Linked DNA regions of Mus musculus: region 1 is linked to region 2. A link is a loop called in an ENCODE intact Hi-C map of the cell type or tissue named here. Cell type or tissue: left cerebral cortex. All regions are shown on one strand.

Region 1 (8,000 bases), 80 kb after region 2:
TAGTTTTGAATACTTGTTGCTTTCTCCCTGAATTTCAGGAGGTAGAGGGAGAAAGAGGAGGTAGTTGACCTAATCCTGACAAGCCGTTCTTTCTGTTGGCAACTTTGATATTTCAAAAATTTAAATAAACTTATAACATGCATTATAACTTATAACATTGCAAAGAAAGAATAGGTTGAGATTATTATGATTCTGAAATAATATTACCTATTTATGATTAATTTGTACTCAAAAAGTATCTATGGCTGGGTATATAGTATATAGTTCAGTGATGAATTTCTTGACTAAAGTGCAGATCTCTGGGTTTGATCCAGTATCATAAACTGTGTGCACATGCACACATGAGTGGGGGGGGGCAGGGGCACAGAAGTATAGCAGTCCATCAGCATTTGCTGCTATGTGACCATTGGGCCCCTTAGCAAAGTGACCACAACTTACCATGTATTTACATTCTAGAATTGGAAGGAACCTGCAGCTTTTCATGTAAAACTACCAGTTTTTCATTGCCTTACATGATATGACATAAGATGAAAGCTCTTACCTGCAAAGGGAAGCTCTGTTAATTAAAAGGCAGTTAGTTGTACTACATGATAGCTGTGTGGCTAGGTTGCAAGTTGTGTTGAATAAAGACAGAGCTGCTCTTTCAAAAGTGAAAATGAATATGCAACTTTATTTTTATTTCTAAATCCATTTTGGGAAAGTTAATTGCAACTGTGTGGTTCAGGGATTTAGTGCAAGAAGAAGAACAGTTGATGGAAGAAAAGAAAAAGAAAAAAGACGACAAGAAAAAGAAGGAAGCTGCTCAAAAGAAGGTAGTATATGATAAACTTTGTTAAGCAGTTTGAACATAGAATACAAGGAAATTATGACTTTGTTAAAGCATCTCAATTAAGTTTGTTAACTTCATTGAAGAGTCATTTTAATATTTAATGTCTTTGAATGTGCATATATGTTTGCTAAATATGTAATTCAATGCATAATCTTGCCCATACTGAGTTTTTCAAAGGTAAGTACATCTCATGGGGTTTATCTTTCAATTAGTGATTCTTATGTATTTCATTATGATTTTATAAGTGGGGAGAACACAGAAGCTTAATGGCTATGAAGATAGAGAGGGTTTTAATGCCTTACTTGTTCACACAACCTTAAGATGACGTGACCATCAATTTTATTTAGCCTTCTTGGGCATCAGTTTCTTTACTTTTTATAAAACAAGTGTTGAGTTAAATGAGGTAATAAAATACATGTGCAAAGTAGGAAATAAACTATATTTAAGCAAATCGTATTTAAACAAGTTTTGACACGAAAAGAATAAAAGTTCCCTTTAATTTAATGCCTGTGCTGAGTTTCTAAATTTTCACTTTAAATGAAGTCACTTTAAAGCGAGCCCTAAGGTGTTTATTAGAAAAGACTCTGTGTAGACTACAGGATAAGAAACTAGAGCCACAGCAAGCATGCAAAGGCCAATGACCACATACCTGCCACTCAGTCTTCTCTGTCAAATTCTCAAGGACCTTAAAATGTTCCAAAAGATCCAATAAACCACTGTGTATTTTAGTGAAAAAGTACTGCTGTGCTCTTTAAATATGTATCTTAGGTAAGGCATCGTGCCCATCATTCAGCCCAGACCCAAAAGGCAGAATGCATGAAGCATGTTGCTATGGGAAGCTGTGAAGCACAGAGGAAGAAGATACTTTAGCCTGAGATGGAGCCTGAGATGAGAAGGATAGGACATTTTTTCAGAATAGAAATGAGTCAGGTGATTAAGGAGCAGGAAGTACCCCAGGCATTCAGAACTAGGAATTTGTAGCCTATATATATTAAAATGTTGAGGCTTTGGGGGTGGGGTGTGGGGAGGGGTATCAGGAGATAGCTGTGAGGCAGTTAGTGATCTAGTGGGTAGGTCTCTTCTTGAGACTTTGAGTGTTTGTATTTCCCTCAGGAAACCGTTGCATTAGATGGGAGAGAGTGAAGTACTGATTTCAGGGACTGTTGACCCTAGAATTTGCTTATTTAGTAGCTATGAAGATAGATCATCCTAGCTTGACTTTCAGATTCCATTGAGTGATTAAATATATTTGGGAGCTGTTACTTTGCTTCGAGAGTACAGAAAAAGAAGTGATAAGTTAATTAGTTCTGGGTGTGCTAAACTTCGTGCACCTTGGGAGAAGTAATAGAGTACAGAGCCATTTGGAGAACTGACTGTAAGGAGAGATAGTAGGTGACACTGTCACCTGTCAGTCCAATCTGGCCACCCTTAGGGGAACCTGGAAGAAATACATAGGTCTGCATTATAGGTGTTTGGCTAGGGCTCTAGTATAGAGTCTAGTGTTGGCTGATGCCTTGAGACTCCAGAGGCTTTTTTATGTTGGATGGTCTTTGCAGTTTGGTCCATCTTTTTTTGGTAATAATGAAAGAGTTGTGTCCTCAAGTTAAGGTTGGGAAAAACTTACTGTACTCTTGGGCCGTGGTGCTATTTGCCCATAAACTAGAGACTGGTGAGAAGGCTAGTTGGTGTGCTTAATGTAGAATCTGGTTTGGCTAGTGTTTTCTATTCCTGTACAAACATCGTGACCAAGAAGCAAGTTGGGGAGCTTACACTTCCACATTGCTGTTTATCATCAAAGGAAGTCAGGACTGGAACTTAAGCAGGTCAAGAAGCAGAAGCTGATGCAAAGGCCATGGAGGGATGTTGCTTACTGGCTTGCTTCTCCTGGCTTGCTCAGCTTGCTTTCTTATAGAACCTAAGACTACCAGCTCAGGGATGGCACCTCCCACAATGGGTCCTCCCAACCTTGATCACTAATTGAGAAGATGCCTTACAGCTGGATCTCATGGAGGCATTTCCTCAAGGGAGGCTCCTTTCTTAGTGATAACTCCAGCCTGTGTCAAGTTGACACATAAAACCAGCCAGTACATTGCCTTAGGGCTTGTTGGTCCTAAGGAGTTCAAGATTTAGCTTGTAAGTTATAGTACAGCATATCTGGGAAAGAGCCTAAGGTAATATTTAAGAATATGTGTTTGGACTTTGAGGAGACTCTGCAAAAGGAAGATGCTTAGAAGAATTTTAAGTCAGCATATAGAAATATAGAAATATAGAAATAACAACTCAGTTGTGAAAGTTGTTCTTCGCCTCCTTCACAGTCAACTGTTTAAATCACCAAGTCAGTAAGGTGCCTCCTTATGTATACATACGTCTACATGGAGTGCATGACCGGTGTCTGCTTGTTATTTGTCTTTGTCAGATCTGCAGGGACAGCTTTTCATTTTTTCCCACTCCTTCCCTGCCTCCGTTAGTGGCTCCAGGCTCAGTCTCATCATAGCCCACAAGAACCACCCACCAGGTGTTGAAAGAAAAACGGCTTGCTTTTTCCAGATCTTCCACATGGCTACGGTATTGCTATGTATCCTGTCAATCCACTAAACAGTCTAAAGGATGTTAAAAACCCTTAATAATTGTTAAATTTAATTGTCCAGACTGACAGTGTAAATACAGCTTCTCCAAATTGTAGAAAACCAGCTTATAATTGAATTTGAATGCAACCTGTTGGCAAAATAAGGACAGCTGGTATTTCCATACACTGCTACCAAATAGTTCCGTAAAAAAAGAAAACTCACAGATTGGCCCATATGAAAGACCATGAGTCACAAACTGTTAAGACAAGGTTTGTGGAGCTTTCTTTTGTTTTCTGTAGGAGCCAGCAAGTATATCCACTCTAGGAGACATGAGTCAGGTGGGCAGGACCATTTACATGAGAGTTTGAGCGTAAGTTCATCACAACCCGCCTGCTCTGTCTGTGTATGGACGGTGCACTTGCCCTTCTGAAGATGTGAGCAGCTATCTGTGCTGGTCTCTTTGTGTTCAGTGTAAAGGCTGATGTTGCTTTCATCATGGCAGCAGATTCAGAAGTAAAGTTGAAACCTCATTCTCTCATTGGGTGTCTATTCACAGCTCTACCTCAGCACTCTGTTTTCCATGCACAGTGTTATCTCACACTTCTTTATTTTTTACCATATATAGGGGAACTTTTAAATTGCGAAATCATTCATAAGGAACATTTTATAATGTGATATAAAGTGTAGGTTCTCATGCTACGAATATAGAAAACATGTAGACTTAACTCCCTATCAGCACGTGTGCTTTTGAAATCTAACTTTATGCCATGAGCTATTTTCTGCTTCAAATAAAAAACCAAATAACACAATTGATTTGTTTAAATGCTAGATATTAAACTCAGAGTGTTGAGCATGCTAATAAGCTAGCTCTGCACTGAACCAGGTTCCTGTGCCTCTCCCTCTTGATAGCGTCTTAGGCATCATCAAAACTCATTGCAGTAGTTTAACAATAACAGGTCTTTATTTTGCTATTTAAGCATCTGTTCAAATATTTAGTCTTTCTCTAAGAAATTTTATATAAAAATTAGGTACTTTTTAAAAAAATAGTATTTTCCACCCTAGTAAATGATTATGATAGTGAGGTAATAACTTCATTTTAAACATTTTTCTGTTCTAAAAACCTTATCCTAATAAGCTGGCCATGTATGTGCAATACTTTTTATATGATGAAGAATCTTCTGTTCTTAGACCTAAAAAAATAGTTTGATAGAGCACAGACATATAGCTTCAACCTGAGAGAGGGGAGAGGGGAGATTAGCAGGAATTTCCCCTCAGGTTCCAGTTTTGTAAGAAAACTTTCTTTTTAAAGATTTTTTAAAAAAATGTATATAAATAAATACTGTAGCTATCTTCGGACATACTAGAAGAGGGCATTGAATCCCACTACAGATGGTTGTTTGCCACCATGTGGTTGCTGGGAATTGAACTCAGGACCTCTGGAAGATCAGTCAATGCTCTTAATTGTTGAGCCATCTCTCCAGCCCATGAGAAAACTTTCAAAAGGGATCTTAAGGGAGGAGCAGTAAAGACCAGGGAGGTTGAGAAATAGGTTAATTATGAGGATGACGTAGACCATCTTTCACTTAACCATGTGACGTAGTACCTAGAAAGTATGTGGTAGTGAAGTGTTGGCACAGCCATGATACAAACTGGAATTTTCTGTTAAGATAGATTTCAACAGTCATGCTAGTTTAGGTGTTGCTGTTATTGTTTGAATTGAAAGGTTTTTATGGATGTAAGTTACTAAAGCCTGAGAGATTTGGGCTGTAGAAATGTTCTGACGGGCTGGTGAGATGGCTCAGTGGGTCAGAGCACCCGACTGCTCTTCCGAAGGTCAGGAGTTCAAATCCCAGCAACCACATGGTGGCTCACAACCATCCATAACGAGATCTGACGCCCTCTTCTGGAGTGTCTGAGGACAGCTACCGTGTACTTACATATAGTAAATAAATAAATATTTAAAAAAAAAGAAAAGAAAATAACTTTAAAAAAAAAAAAGAAATGTTCTGACTTCTTCCCTCCCTTAGATCTGAGTCTTATCAGAGCGTTTTTCTGAAACATGGGCAACTGAGGAGGTGATTATCCAGGGCAGTGAGATGATCTTCTTACAGCTCTCTCCTCCCACACACCTTCCTCTTCCCTTAGCATTCACCAGACCAGGGTTCTAGACTAGGTACCATTTGCTAACTCAAAGGAAAGACTTTTGTATAGTTGTTATCTCAGTTTAAATAAGTGAGTTGAACTAAATTAATTCTTTATTCCTTGTGTCTTAGTTACTTTTCTATGTGAAGAGACACTGACAAAGGCAACTTGTAGAAGGGTTTATTGGAGCTCACAGTTCCAGATGACCACCATGGTGGGAAGAATTGTAGCCTAGAGTCAGGCATGGCATTGGGGCAATAGCTGAGAGCTTACATTTTGATCAAGCATGAGGCACAGAGAGTTAACTGTGACTGGTGTGGGCTTTTGAAACCTTAAAGCTCATACCTAAGATACACTTCCTCCAAGGTCCCACCTCCTAATCCTTCCCATCAACCAACTAGGACCAGCTATTTGAACGTTAGAGCCTGTAGGAGTCATTCGAACCACCGTATTATAATATCCGGAAGGCGTTGTAGGGTCAGTCAGGAAGGAGGAAGACAGCCGAGCATGAGGAGCAGCTCGTTTCCACATGTGAGATAGAGCCGAGAGCAGTGGGAACACATGACCTGCTGACCGCTCCCCACTCTTCTCTGCCTTCCTCTGAGCCAGCTGGGGTCCTGAGCTTACAGGGCTATACTTGACCACATTTTGCAGATGAGGAAGGAAGTTACCTAATTTAGAAAAGTTAACTAATTTGACAAAGGTCACACATTGTCAAAAATAAAGCTGGGATTCAGAACTTGAACTCTAAAAACTTGCATAGACACTTACAGAGGTAGGGCAGGTACTGCAGAACTGTTAGGAGTGAAACACCCTTTGTCCTGTCTGCTATTATCTGACATCTCCACTTGTAGAATTGTTTTAAAGATTGTTTGAAGGTGAAAAAATGTTAAATATTAAAATATTTGAGATACCAACTGTTTACTTCTATGCTTGATTTGCTAGAACTCTGTAATTGTCTTACGTAGGACACCTGACTTTTAATAGTCTATATTCTCCTCATACCCCAATTTGTCATGTTTTATTATTTAATCCTTACAATAGCTCTGAAATATGAGCACGATAGTTTCATCTCAGTTAGTACAGGAGCAGCCAGCCTACATAGTGAGGTCCTGCTTCAGAAACAAAAGAAGACATTAAGGACGATTTTTAATATTTATGTAATTTAGTAGAGGCCAAATATTGCTGTATTTTCTTTTAAAAATATTTATTTTATGTATGTGAATACTTTGTCACTCTCATAACACCAGAAGATGGCATAGGATCCCATTACTGATGATTATGAGCCATCATGTTGTTAGGAATTGAACTTAGGAATTTAACTGCTGAGCCATCTCTCTAGCCCCAAATATTGCTGTTTTAACACACAATCCATACAAAATAGTATTAATGAAGTAGTTTTTATTCTTTGAAAAATACTCAATATTAGAAATCTGGTATATATTTTTCAGATCTCCATTTAAACTGGCCTCAGTTCGGTGACCAGAAATTATAGTATGACTATTGGCTACAATTTGGGCCAGTCGAGGTAATTACTATTAAAATACTGGGCCCACTTGGAAATTCTCATAATAATTTAATTATACTGCATTCTTGGACCAGCCTACAGAAGCCTGCTTTAAGAAGCAAAAGTCTGCCACTTCCATTTCCTCCTCATCAATTGTAATGAGTGCTGGATTTCTATCATATTCATTCCTTCACCGTGTTAGGTCAGTGTTCATCAGAATACTGGGTGAGGCTGGCCATTGTTCTAGAACAGTTGGTCTCAAACCCGTTTAGGGATCAAATGACTCTTTCAGTGGGGTCATCTGTGGCCATCGGAAAACACAGCACACAGACTTACATGATGATTCATAACTAGCAAAATTAGTTATAAAAAAGCAATGAAAATAATTTTATAGTTGGGGATTACCACAACATAAGGGTCATAATACTAGGGAGGTTGAAAACCACTCTTCTAGAACATCATAAAACTGCTTTCTCAACCCCCAACACCGTCATCCAAAGCCTAGAAAAGTATCACTGTATGCTTCTGGTTTTCATGATGTCATAATTTCTATGACTTGGAGTTATTCTTTCTTTGAAAGAGATCTGTAGGGTTTGGAGGGAGGGCCTTACAAGTTAATTCCTATGCTGAGTCTCAGGCTTCATGAGATTTCTTAGCATAACAAGGTACTTCTAACACTTCACAGAGCTAAGTTCTAAGTATTATGTTTTTTCTATAATCTGATTTTCAACATTATAGCTAGGTGGTGTTATTGAACTCCTTTAAATATCAGCACTCGGGAGGCAGAGGCAGGTGATTCTCTGTGTTCAAGGCCAACCTGGTCTACAGAGCTAGTTCGAGGACAGCCAGGGCTGCACACAGAAACCCTGTCTTAAAAAAACAAAATAAAACAAAATGACTGACTTTCCCCTAAAATAAGTAACTGTTGTCTAGCTTGTTGACAGGTCTTTTAGCA
Region 2 (8,000 bases):
CCACTAGTCCTTTCATGGTTGCCATGACAACAGTAGCCCTGAGAGTCTTTTTCATTAATTAACCCAGGTTCTCACTCCCAAACTCAAGAGGATGTTTTCTCAGCACTGCTGATCAGGGAAGGCATACAACCCTCGTGTCGTGTCTGTCCCTGCATCTCTGTCCGTCCGCCTTGGGTATCCCTGCTCCCCACCATTCATTCTCAACTGTAGCTTCCCTTTCCCAGGAATTCATCCTCCACAACAGGGTCTTTCCCTTTTCGATGTGCCCTGTCTTCCAGCCTCTATCATTCTGTTCCCTGTGGAGGCTTTTCTGTCTCACTGGGCTTTGGGGCTTGGCTACACGTCTCCACTCTCCACCCCATCAGTGGCGGGACTGTTCAGTTAGACTCCGGATACCACTGTCTTGGCTCTACTTACTGCCGAGTCATAGTCCCAGGAGTCAGTATACAGTGGCCCAGGTCCATGGCCAGATGCGCGAATCTAGACAGATCCTTCAGTTTAGGGACAGAAGTCAGGAGCCTTACAATGAGCTTTTGTTAGAACTTCTCTCAGGAGATGATTCTCCCAGGAGACAAGGTGTCCAAAACAAGGGAAGTGATTCTAGCTTTACACTGTAGAATAAAATAAAAACACAAGCCATTTTATGTCTGTCTGTCATATGTGTGTATGTATGTGTTTAGCAGTGATAGGGGCCAGCCCAGCACCTTCAGCATGTTGGTGTACCACTGAGTCACAGCCTCAGCCCTGCACATGGAATTTTCAAGTGTTTTGATACCTGTGTCTTCATTTAAAGATAGAAACACATGAAACTAATTGAACATTTTAAAAAAAGATTTCTTTATTTTATGTATATGAGTACACTGTAGCTGTACAGATGGTTGTGAGCCATCATGTGGTTGCTGGGAATTGAACTCAGGACCTCTGCTCACTCTGGCCCAAAGATTTATTTGTTATTATATGTAAGTACACTGTAGCTGTCTTCAGACACACCAGAAGAGGGCGTCAGATCTCGTTACAGATGGTTGCGAGCCACCATGTGGTTACTGGGATTTGAACTCAGGACCTTCGGAAGAGCAGTCAGTGCTCCAGCCCTTAATTTAACATTGTTTTGAATCCAGTACTTTTAAAATTCCATGTCAACATGTGACCAATATAAACATTATACAGTGGTATGTTCTTTTTAAGCCCTTGAAACCCAGGGGTTGTTTTGTTTTTAATTTTTTTTTTTTTTTTTTAGCTCTTAAAGCACAGTTCAACTCTTGATGCTCAATTTCCATTAGATGTATTATGTATTATCTAACATAGGTGTGTTCTGCTCCTGCTGTAGATGTAGAATTATCTACACTTATATTCTCAGTTGAAGAGGTATCACACACCCCCGTTGTTCTAGATGTATGGTCACATCTTCCCATTGGTGATTTAAATACCCAGTGAGCTTTTACTTTTGTTTTTAAAATATTTTATTATTTATTTATTTTACATCCACACCATAGTTTCCCCCTTCCTCTTCTCTTCCCAGGTCCTCCCTCCCCACTTCCACTCTTCTCTTTCTCTTCAGTAAAGGTCAGGCCTCCCATGGATATCAACCAGCCATGGCATATGAAGTTGCAGTAAGACTAGGTACCTCCTCTCCTATTGAGGCTAGACAAGGCAATCCAGTAGGAGGAAAGGGTCCCAAAGGCAGGCAACAGCATCAGAGGCAGCTCCTGCTCCCATTGTTAGGAGTCCCACAAAAAGCCCAGAACTTTTATCCTCTAATATGCATTCCCTCCATAGCGATCTTTGTCACAATTGTTTGGCATTGAATCAGAAGCTTGTCCATTTCAGTGGCTTTAAAACTGTTTTTGACCAAACGGTGTCAAGCCACTGTCTCTGAATTGTGAGTTTGGGGAGCAAAGGCAGCTATATACACTGAAAAATAACTCAAAGTGTGTAACTACCAGCAGTACATTCTTCAAATTTTTCTTGTAGCTTTTGCAGGAAATTAACATAGTGTTAGTGACTACCACTGAAAATATTTTGTATTTAGCTTCATTTTTAAAAAGATTTATTTATCTATTTTAGGTATATGGGCATTTTGTCCTCATGTCTGACTGTATGGTGTCTGTGGAGGAAAAAAGAGGGTATGGGATCCCCAGACCTGTTACAGACAATCATGAGCTGCCTGTGGGTTCTGGGAGTCTGGGTCATCAGGAAGAGTAACTAGTGCTCTTAACCACTGAGCCATCTCTTCAGCCCTGGATCTGTGTTTGAAAGTGCATAAAATCGTAGTTACAGGTTAGCATCATGAAAAGTTAGATTATAATATAAATTCCAATTCCTTCCTAGATAGGGCAAAAGTGTGTTTTTCTTTCCCTGTGAACTTCAGGTTTATCTTCATATACACTGTGATGATGATGTAATGGTGAAAAAAACAAAACAGAGATCACCGTCACTTTCTGTCTTTGACTACCAAGTTCCTGGCAAAGCACGTAGTTTTGTTTGAATTGGGACCGACGGTCTTGTGAGTCTTTGTGAAGTCATGCACAATTTAGGCAACAAACGTTGGCATAGCCCCAGCCTCCCCGTGTTCACAGCCTTGAATCTTTCACAGGTTCCACACACTGGTGGTGATTCACTGCACTGTACATACAACACTGAGACATTTTAGCAACTTGTCCATGACACTTGCGAGTCTGCTCCTGAACGCCCGCTGCGCAGATATTTTGAGTCTGTCTCATACGGTGGAACGAAGCAATAGAGGGAAACATCACTTCTCCTCCGGTTTGGAGATCCCGATGAGTCTGCATTTCTGGAGCGCCATCTGGCATGGCAGGAACAAAATTCTCATAGCTAGCCGAAAACTCTTCAATGCCAAATGTAAAAGATCACAACAATCCCTTCCACAATTGTGAGTTGGCAGCGCTTCTTGATAAATTTGGAAGGCATTTACAGTGACTATATCCAACTTTAACTGGGCGGTGTCTTGGTTTCTTTTCTGTTGCTGTGATTTTAAAACAAAACAAAACAAAAAAAGAAACAAAAATCAGGTGGGGAAAAAAAGCCATTTAAGGGAGAAAGGAGTGCTTTCGGCTCACAGTTCGTGGTCCGTCAGGGTGGAAGTCGTGGCCATGGGAAGTTAAGGCAGCTGGGCAAGTTATGTCCACAGTTAGAAGACAGTGATGAAAGCCACACTAGGGATCAAAGCATAAGGTCACCCTATCATCAGCAAAGGATCCCTTGTCCCGGCAATGGCCCCACCCACAGCTAAGATGCGCTTCCCATTATCAGTAATCAAGGTGATCCCGCCACAGTGGTGACCAGTGGCTCATCTCCCTGGTGATTCTACATTCTGTCGAGCTGTGGCTAATTAACACTAATGGCCATTAGCAGCATCTTAATGACACGGTTCAGCTAAAAATGTACTGATGTTTCACCTCTTTAATTAATTTAACTTTGATACGTTCTTTTATTCTACAGGAAACTATCTGTTGGCCTTTTCAACATTGTTCACGCTCCTCTGTGGGGGTGGCCATAGAGGCTGGGCTGATTTTCATCCCCACAAACAAAATCTAAGGGTTCCTCCCCTCAACCCTAGCATTTAAGATTTTAAAAAATTGAATAAAGCTAAAATGACTCACCACACTCATATTTGAAGTGCTGAAGGGCAATGTGTGGCCACTCTATGCCCAGGGAGGCTCTGGTCCCCGGAGATAACCACACGGGGACCGGTTCTCTGCTCAGTGTCTAAGTAGGTGCCCAGAGAGGTTGGTGGGAGGGATATCCTGCAATGTCCTTGACAGCAGCCACTGACCAGAGCAACTCATATAGCCCTGACCTCACCTGACGATGCCAAAGCAATCAAACAATAGTAACGTCCGCCATGTATCTATTCTGAGGACCTTTAGGCCAGATTTAAAAATAGACACACAGCTAGATCAAAGATGTATTATTATATTACTAGGGGGATGGAGGAAAATCAAGTTGTACCATGTGACAATTTTTTTAATACTGTACTTTTAAGATGAAGGCTAGATGGGATCTGGAGAAATGGCTTGGTGGTTTAGAGCACAGTTTGTTCTTCCAGAGTACCTGGCTTCCATTCCCAGCACTCACATGGTGGCTTACAGCCACAATAACTCTGGTTTAAGGGGAACTGATGCCCTCTTCTGGCCTTCTTGGGCACTGCATACAGAAGGTACACAGACATATATTGTAGGCAAAACACATATAAAATAAAAATAAGCCTTCTAAAAAGCAAATGATAAGTCATTAATAGGTAGCAGACACGTAGATAAACAGGACACAGCCAGGATACCTGGATCTATTGATGTGAGGTCAGAAGTTCAATCCTCCAACTTAAAAAGCCTGTGTGGCTATGAATGACGGTCATCTTAGCAAGCAGGATTTGCTGACCAGGCTGCCACACTGAATTGATGAATTCTCCATTCAGTGAAGGATCCTGTCTAAATAAATTGAGTGATGTGCAGTTGAGCCAGGAAGACATCTGATGTCAATATTCTCATTCGTTAGTTAATTAGTTAGCTAGTTTTTGTCTACTTGACACAGCTAGAGTTATCTGAGAAGAGGGAGAAAATGAGAAAAAGTTCCTATCAGACTGGCCTGTAGGTGACTCAGTGGAGCATCTCCTTGATTACTGATGTAATCAAGATGTGGGACGATGTGGGGGAAATGTGGGAAGGCCCCTGGGGTAGCCCTGAGTGATGTAAGGGAGCAGGGTAAGCAAGCCATGAGGACCAAGCCAGTGAGAAAGGGTTCTTTCATAGTCTCTGCTTCGGGTCCTGCCCCTAGAGTTTGGTTCCCCTCAGATAATGTACTGCCACAGGGATATGTAAGCTGAATAAACCTTTCCTTTTCAAGTTGCTTTTGGTTATGGTTTTTTACCACAACAATAAAAAACAAACTTGGGGGTCAACCTCTGGCCTCTGCACTGGACACATGCACGTGTGTACAATGACCCAAACACTTGATGCACACACATGTGCACACATGCACACACACACACACACACATACACACACTCAGGGGTGGCTACCTCTGTACTTCCCTGGAGGGAGAAAGATAACTCAGATCAACCTGGGTTTGATAAGAAGTTGAGCCTTCAAGTAGTCCTCACATAATTAAAACTAACTTAGAAGAAGAAAGAACTTAAGGAAGGGGAAGTCATGACAGAAGCAGAAAGATAAACAAAGAACCCAATTAAATAGAATTAATTGCAGCACACATTATAAGGTGGCTAAATAAGTTATCACATGGCACAATATTTAATGCGAATGTCAAAAGTAATTCTTCAAGGAGAAGATATACAAATTACATGGTGGCCTCTCTATAAGCTGAAAATGGGAAATGCCAGGCAGTGATCAAAACTAATTTACGAAGCTTTTTGCCTCCGGAGCTTGGCTAGCGGCCAGAGAACACATCCCAGGCTGCTGCTGTTGCAGAGGCTTCAGCCACAGGACCGTTGGCATCCATCCTCCTGCTCAGCGTTTCCCAGCCTGCACAGCGGTTGTTCCCAGTTCTTCTTGCAGGCTCAGACCCTCTGTTCCTTTTCTTCCTTCAGCCTTCTCTTTTTACATGGCTTAAATGTATGTGTGGATAAATGGTAATTGGGGAACAATGCCTAACCAGCACAGCCTTGCTTTGGGCTGGGGCTAGAGGCGGGGAAATGGCTAATGAAGCCTATAGGACATGCATGGATGCATCTAATTCTGAATTCAAACCCCAAATTACCCTAACCCCTCCTGACACTGAATAAATAAATTAGTCAAGAACGATAATTAAATTAGAAGAGGCCAGAGAATCATCATGAACTCCATTGAAAAGCACCCTGAACTCAGAGCTTCTCAGAAGTGTTTGCTGGGTTGAAAACACAACATCCTCAGTCAGGAACTGTGGGTGTGTGTCTGAGAATAAGGCAAAAATGGACAGGTTATTAAAAATAGAACATTGTCAGCACAAGGACAGTATGATTCATGCTGCAAATGACAGGCAGAGGCTGTTGACCTCAGGAAGGACGAAATGCCACCCAGTGGAACAGCACAGACAAAGCCTGGCAGAGTAGATCCTTTCAAAGCTTGCTGTGTCGTGCTTCCGGGCCTGCCTAATGCAAAGCAAACCAGAGGTGCACAGAGAAGAGACAAAGGATGCCTAAAATAACCGGAATACAAAGTAAAAGAAACAGAGCAGTAGCCTTAGCTGGGGAGGGAAGAGGACAGGAACACAAAGCATTCTAGACAGAGTATTGTTTCACTGTGCAGAATAACACTCACACACACACACACACACACACACACACACACACACACACACACACACGACCAGTATAGTAACACTCACAGATAACTGAAGCACTGAAGGAGAGATAGGAGAAATAGATATTGGGCTGACGAAATGGCACAGCGAGTAAAGGTGCTTGCTGCCAAGGCCGACAACCTGAGTTCAGTCCTTGGAACCCGCAAGAGGGAAGGAGAGAACCAATTCCCACGAGTTGTCCCCTGACCACCACGCGTGTGCCATGGTATACAAGCCCACATGAAGACACACAGGGATACACAAATAAATAAATAAAAATATCTTTCGAATAGATATTGTCCAGGAAAGTGCAGTTCTGTCTCTAAGCCTCTTTACCGTAACCAACACCCGTTTCTGCTGCAGGAGCAATCCTGTGAGCTGCTTCTCTTTACGCATCAGACACAGAGCTTCCCAAGGACTGAAACATGTTTCCCTCACTCTAGAGCGTGTTAAGACACCCGATACACAACGGGGACCAGACTGTTGATAATAAAACAATTGAATAGGATGTTTGGCAAAGATAGTTCAAAAAGGTGGTTTTGGTTTTTGTTTTAAATTTACTTCATTTGATTTTAATTAAAGATATAGCATGAAGGGTAGGGAGATGGCTTAGTCAATAAAACACTTCCACAACCTAAGTTTTATTCCCAGAACTCACTTTAAAAAACAAACAAACAATCAAAAACTGCACATGAGCTAGAGAGATGGCTCAGCTGTTAAGAGCACTGGGGGCTCTTGCAGAGGTTCTGGGTTCTGTTACCAGCACCCATATGGTGGCTCACAACCATCTGTAATTCCAGTATCAGGCAATCGGAAACCCTCAGGTTCTGGCTTCCATGGGTATCAGACAGATACCTGGTACATCGACCTGAATGCAGACACTCATACATTATATAAAAACCTAAGTAAGAAAGAGAGAGAGAGAGGAAGGAAGGAAGGAAGGAAGGAAGGAAGGAAGGAAGGAAGGAAGGAAGGAAAGAAAGGAAGAAAGAAAGAAAGAAAGAAAGAGAGAAAGAAAGAGAGAAAGAAAGCAAACAAGCAAGCAAGAATGAAAAAGAAAGATAGAAATCCTAGCACTGGGGAGGTGGGGAAAGTGGGTCCCCACGCTCACAGATCTAGTTTTCTCCACTGGTCTCCACAAGCAGGCACATGAACACCCACATGGGGACCCATAAACATGGACACACATACACAGAAACTTGAACACATGTGTCTTACACTGTTCCTTGCACTGAGTCAGTTCTTGGATCCAGAAGTGTGTACACAGTTCACACACTGGCTGAGTCCATTGTACTAGATTAGCAAGAAGGAGCCACTCCAAAGCCAAGTGTAGCCTGAGACATCAAAGAGGCAAGCGCTATTTTCCATGACAACCCTCTGCAGGACTGCCAGGCCGATCCACAGCAAAATGCTTACCTGACACTCACAGATGGTTTGCACCTTAAAGCAAACAAACGAGTGAGTCCCCTGACAAACATGACGGCTGTATCAGGCATTTATTATTTTGACTTCAGCACCACTGAAACCAACCTCTGACTAAAGCTGAGAGGTCTTGCCATTTTCAGACTTAGAAAAAAAGAAAGAAAAGACAGGAATGTGTAAAGTTAAGGCATAGTTTAATGTTCTGTTCAGCAGCAGCTAGCATGCTTTATAGAGTGCTTAGAATGTTCTAGAAATCTAGTTAGGGCAAGAAAATTATCACAAAGATG

What was found. Hi-C counts contacts between places; a loop is a spot of excess contacts. Peaks named below come from ENCODE experiments on the same cell type or tissue, not always from the same donor. Only the 100,000 strongest peaks of a DNase experiment are listed, where the experiment ranks them.
Region 1: it touches region 2 in a loop (10-fold over the local background); 3 of 42 quality-filtered maps call a loop at or near these places.

The regions. Positions count from the first base shown.
Region 1 is chr7:123,143,026-123,151,025 of GRCm38, forward strand. Tnrc6a (trinucleotide repeat containing 6a) reads left to right here. Exons shown (of 24, transcript NM_144925.3): 3 at 725-812. Among named protein-coding and RNA genes, the nearest start is that of Tnrc6a, 23 kb to the left of the region's middle. In left cerebral cortex, a CTCF peak has its summit at 5,308 (motif pointing left); DNase peaks (open chromatin) are centred at 3,341 and 3,651.
Region 2 is chr7:123,063,447-123,071,446 of GRCm38, forward strand. It overlaps a transcript of Tnrc6a not described here. Among named protein-coding and RNA genes, the nearest start is that of Gm39084, 31 kb to the right of the region's middle. In left cerebral cortex, CTCF peaks have their summits at 2,653 and 4,157 (motif pointing left); DNase peaks (open chromatin) are centred at 2,698, 5,452 and 5,982.